Linked DNA regions of Homo sapiens: region 1 is linked to region 2. A link is an interaction called in ENCODE POLR2A ChIA-PET data of the cell type or tissue named here. Cell type or tissue: K562. All regions are shown on one strand. Links, peaks and the distances in the headings refer to the core of each region. The heading gives the core; the rest is flanking DNA.

Evidence for each region. Peaks named below come from ENCODE experiments on the same cell type or tissue, not always from the same donor. Only the 100,000 strongest peaks of a DNase experiment are listed, where the experiment ranks them.
Region 1: POLR2A ChIA-PET joins it to region 2 with 5 read pairs; 27 of 35 experiments call an interaction of 5 or more read pairs at or near these places.

Annotation. Positions count from the first base shown.
Region 1 is chr1:100,361,789-100,364,710 of GRCh38, reverse strand. The region is part of intron 2 of CDC14A (cell division cycle 14A); the gene reads right to left. Among named protein-coding and RNA genes, the nearest start is that of CDC14A, 11 kb to the right of the region's middle. In K562, for the core only: no CTCF peak of the experiment used is centred there; a DNase peak (open chromatin) is centred at 1,640; H3K4me3 peaks cover 1,282 bases.
Region 2 is chr1:100,277,615-100,280,536 of GRCh38, reverse strand. All of the region lies in intron 8 of RTCA (RNA 3'-terminal phosphate cyclase), which reads right to left. Among named protein-coding and RNA genes, the nearest start is that of MIR553, 2.2 kb to the left of the region's middle. In K562, for the core only: a CTCF peak has its summit at 2,492; no DNase peak of the experiment used is centred there.

The DNA of each region.
Region 1 (2,922 bases), core at 300-2,799, 84 kb before region 2:
GCAGTGTAAATTAACTCCATTATTCAATGGCTAGTACTGAAGGCAGGAGAGCTATACAGACAGTATATGCAAAGCTTTGTTAGAAAACAGAATGATGAGCGATTCCCCCATACATAAAAGGCTAACCCTCAGATTTCATAAAGTGGCTGAGGCTCTCAAAAGGAAAATAATTACTCTAAAATTTGTGGTGAGGATCACAGGGCCGGGGGCAACGGCTCCGCCTGTAATCCCAGCACTTTGGGAGGCCGAGGCGGGCGGATCACGAGGTCAAGAGATTGAGACCATCCTGGCCAACATGGTGAAACCCTGTCTCTATTAAAAAAAAAAATACAAAAATTAGCTGGGTGTGGTGGCATGCACCTGTAGTCCCAGCTACTTGGGAGTCTGAGGCAAGAGAATCGCTTGAACCTGGGAGGCAGAGGTTGCAGTGAGCCGACATCGGGCCACTGCACTCCAGCCTGGCAACAGAGCGAGACTCCATCTCAAAAATAAAAAATTAAAAAAAAAAAAGATGATCATCCATAATGATGAAGTCTGTGTATGACAGAAAAAAAGTAAATTGTGATCAATAAATTTTTTTTTTGTGACAGGGTCTTGATCTGCCACCTAGGCTGAGTGCTGTGGCATGCTCATGGTTCACTGAAGCCTCGACCTCCTAAGCTCAAGTGATCCTCCCACCTCAGCCTCCAGAGTAGCTAGGACTACAGCCATGTGGAACATGCCTGGCTAATTTTTGTATTTTTTGTAGAGACAGGGTTTCAGCATGTTGCTCGAGCAATCTGCCCACCTTGGCCTCCCAAAGCGTGGAATTAGAAGCGTGAGCCACTATGCCTGGCCAGTAAATTCTTTAAGAAGGCAGAAATGTATATTCATTTTAGAAAGGTTTCCGTAAATTATTCAAATTATAAAACTTTGATATTTCAGAATGTAATTTTCCAATTCTCTGTAGAAGCTGTCTCACTGAAATGCCACATATCCAGATACACAAAACTGAATAAATGCATTACTAAAGTACATCAATCATGGGGACCAAATTTGAAATAAACTACCTTTTCCAGTTCTCAAAAGAAAATTAAATTTTATAAAAAAAAAAAAAGAGAAGTCTAAACTGGCAAATTCTTCAATTTGTCACTAGGATGTGAAAATATTTAAGACCAAAAAATTAAATTAACAATAAAGGAAATATCTTATTCAAATTTATAGTTTACACAAATTATTTCTTATAAAGGAATTCACTGTCAACAACAAATAATTGTGATCATTTACCAGATGTTTTTGATATACGAGTTAAAAAGAAATTACTTAGGCAGGTACTGAGGGTTCGGGAGCCCTCGGTAAGGGTTTCCTTTTAATGAAAAGCAGCCCTAAAATCATTTTCTCTTTTAACAAACAGCAGCCTGTAAAAGAGAGCTGCACACGTAAACAAGCAAGCTGGAAACTTGCACAGGTGAATGTCGGCAGTTGTGCCAGTAGGAATACTACTACCTGGGACTAGGCATGTTCAAAATGGCAGCTCCATCTTCTCTTTTTGCCAGCCACATGTACAGTGAGGAGCAGACAAGACGGCACTGGCCGAGTGGAAAGTCCATTTGCATAATAAGATTAGGGTGGGGTGATCAGCCTTCCCCACCCACTACGTAAACGTCACACCTGGTTGAACCAATCTGCGGGCCCTATGTAAATCAGACACCGCTTCCTCAAGCCAGACTATAAAACCTGTTGCGGTCAGCTGCAGGCCCGCTTTTCCCTTTGGACTCCTCTGTCTCACAAGAGAGGGAGAGCTACTCTCTCCTCTGTCCTTTCTTCTGCCTATTAAAGTCTCTGCTCCTTAACCCACTCACGTGTACCTATTGTTAATCTTCGATGAGATGAAGAACCCCGGGTATTTACCCCAGGCAACAATGCTGCTTCATTTTCAAGTTGTCAAGAACTGGGGATGTTACATATTTTTAATAAATAGAGCAATATTTTTGATGACTCTCAATCCACATAAAATTCTTTGGTGCTCCTGGAAGTATTTCGTTGATTAAAACAAACCAATATATTTTTTAAGTAAATTGAAACTAAAGCTTTAAAAAGAATTATTCACAGCTCTACTTTGCTTCAGTAATGTGAATTGGAACAACTTAAAATGACAAGACATAGGAAACAACCAAAATGACCAAAGAGAGAAAAATGTTCAATACAGTATGGTATATCCTTTCCCCGAAATATTATTAATATAGAGACATTTATGGTGATTTTGAAAAATGGCATTGGTTTACAATGCTCATGTATGATTAAAAAAATCAGCATTTAAAACTGCATATACAAAATTATGCCAATTAAAAATTTATAGCACTGTAGGTTTGAATTTCTTCATTGTAGAAAAGCAATATTCTTTGAAAAATTAAAAAAAATATTTCTAAGACACAATGAATTTCACAATTCAGTATAAAAAATTCAGCTCAAATCACAAAGCCAGAAAGGAACTTGAGATCAGTTGTGCCACTTACCTCCCCACATTTTAAATATCCAGGACAGACACGGTCTATTTTCCGCTTAAAGATCACAAAAGACAAAGACTCCATTATAATGACCCCCTTTTTACTTCCTATCTCCAATCCTCAAAACAAAACAGAATAGCAAAAAGGCAGTTTCCTTCTGATTTACGTACCTCACCTACTTAAAGGTGTCCCTCTCTCCCAGTCACCCAAGCCAGAAACTTTGAATTCACCTTTGCTTCCTCCTCCCTACCCGCATCTGCTCAGTCCCAAATCCAGTCAACCAATTCTTTCCAGCCTCTCCCCATCTGGCCTTTCTTTCCCCACTGCTGCAACCCTAATCCAATTCTTCCATAGCCTAACTGACCCCACCTTCGAGCGATGGCAGCACTCGTCCTAAAGTAGAGCCCTGGTCACTCTCTGCCATTTACAAGCAAGC
Region 2 (2,922 bases), core at 331-2,830:
GATACCAGGAGGAGTCAGTCAATCTCAGCAGGCATGTTGCTCTCTCCTCTATTCTCTCCTAACACCCTAAGTCTAAAAATAAGTACTGTGTACTCTACAAGTGTTTTATCCAAAAACTACTTTAAAGTACAAGTTGCTTCATGTGACAAAGTGAGAAAAAAATGCTGACAGAACATTAGAAAATTTTTTTCAGGCCTGGTAAAAAAATTCCATGTATTACTGATAAAGTAATGATCCCTTTACAATCAATCTCAACGCAGCATATCTAAAATTATCATCTACCCTGGCAAACTAACTCTACCCCGTATATTCACAAGAGGTAAATATATCCAGTTACCTAAGCCAGACATCTAGAAGGTCATACTTTACACTGCCTTCCTCACTTCCCATACCCAACTGGCCAGCAAATATTGTCCATTCACCTTTGCAAATACCCTTTTATCAGTATTCACCTCTCTAGCCCAGCATTCCTTGGCACAGGCCCTTACCATTCTGACCTGAATTGTAATGAACTCTTATCTTCCTGCCTCTAATATGGCTTTCTTCTACTTCTCTGAATTATCTTTCAAAAACTCTCATATCACATCCCTCATTAAATGCTCTATATTTCAGGATGAAATGTAAATTCCTAGATATAACCTATAGCCTTTCAGAATCTGGCCTGTCGATATTTCTGTTGTCATCTCTCTCCATTCCCTTACCCAGATCTATTATCCACTTGCAGTTGCTTGCTCAAACACAGAACACTATTTTTTTGGTGACAGGGTCTCACTGTGTCACCCAGACTGGAATGCAGTGGTGCAATCATAGCTCATTGCAGCCTTGAACATCTTAGGATCAAGCAATCCTCCCGCTTCAGCCTCCTGAGCAGCTGGGACTATAGGTGTGAGCCACCATATGGGGCTACTTAAAAAAAAAAAAATTTTAAGAGATGGAATCTTGCCATGTTGGCCAGGCTGTTGTCAAACTCCTGGCTCAAGCAATCATCCTGCTTCAGCCTCCCGAGTAGCTTGGACTAAAGCTGCATGCCACCTCACCCAGAATACTTTTGTATGTCAAATTTCTTTGTCCTTCCTCCTTAGCTCTCACTTTTCTATCCAGCTAACTTCTATTTACCCACAGAACCCACTGGAGGACCATTAAATGGCAGAAGGCAGATTTGGTGTCAATCAGTCCCCAGAAGGATTCCCTTTGCTTCCCCTGTATTCCTATGGTACCCTGGGGATACCACTATCATAGAACTGGTCTGTTTCCTCTGCCAGAATAACCCAGGAGGCAGGAATCATAGCTGTCACTTTTGAATCCCTAGTACACAGTACCTGGCACATTTGGTAACCAGTAATACAAACAAACTCACACTTCTCCCAATGCCTGCTAAGTACTTATTACTTGTAATATGTCTGCTCCTAGTCTCCGTTTTATATTTGTATTCTCTTTGCTTCTAAAGACTGTTGTAGATAGTGCATGCAGTGGCTCAATATCCACACTGATTCCTCACTGCACCTAATATGTAATTAGTATATGCCAAATACATATTTTAGATCACTATTTCTCAAACTTCAGTATACATTAAAAGTACCTGGAAAGTTTGTTAAAATGGATTCCTGGGCCCCACTCCCACAGATTCTAATTCAATACGTCTGAGGTAGGTCCCAAAATCTGTATTTCTAACGAACTCCCAGTTGATGCTGACAAGTTTGCCTGTCTGCCAACCACATTTTGAATAGCACAGTTTTAGACAGAATTCATTTATGTGAGTTCAACTGGAAATGGTGATTTTATTTATTCTCTTGATCAGATTTGATGCCCAACTAGTTCTAGATTTACCAACTGAGCAAACTGAAGAATTCCTAATTTTTTTTGTATTCAGTAGTAATAGTGTGGCTTAACAGCATAGCTAGGGTAAACATTTTTATTTGTTTATTTATTTTGCAAAGACAAAGTCTCACTACATTGCCCAGGATAGTCTTGAACTTCTGGTCTCAGTAATCCTCCCACCTCAGCCTCCCAAAGTGCTAGGATTACAGTTGTGTACCACTGTGCCCAGCTTGGTAAGCATTTTTAAAGATGCTACAAAGTAGGAATAAAGCAATCAATGACCACGCAAACAACTAGAAGTTCACCTAAAAGTTGCCTGATTGGTAAAAGTAACTTTAAATATTAACAAACACATGCATGTATGTATCTTCTCTCTCTAATATACCAAACCTTAAACAAATTTCCCTTTCACAAAAACATTCAAAATTCTGAAATCACCAATGTAATAACTGATGCAGAGAAGAATCATCAATAGATGTTAAAACCACTGGATGAAAGCTGTTATGGGTGCAGGATAACCAGATGGCCTCAAAATATTTTCTTGGATCACTAGTTAATTACAAAGGTAAAAGGAACTTTCATGGCAGACAGATCTGCAGGACACACCTCCTTAACCAAGTGATCACACTCAACCTCACCAATAAAGGAGAAACTAACATCATGTGCCCCCTGCCGTGATACAGTGGAATGTACACAAAATCACCTATGTAGTATTCTTAATAAAAATGTTTAATCTGAATATATCATGAGACAATCAGACAAATTTAAATTGTGGGAAACTCTGTGAGAAAATGGCCTGGACTCTTAAAAATGTCAGTATCATGAAATGAACAACAACAAAAAAGGTAATGGGAGGATTGTGTATTAAAAGAGGGACTAAAGAGACTTGAGAAACAAATGCTATGTGCCCCCCCCCAAAAAAAAAAATTCCACATCGCTCTAAATAATATTTTGGAAACAATTCATTATGTATGAAGCTATCTGGTGTGTCAGAATAAAACAAATTCTTCAGGTGTAAAAATGGTATTATAATTATGTAGTTATTGCTCTTTGGACATATATGCTGCAGTATTCAGGGGTGAGACATGGCACCTGCAACTTATA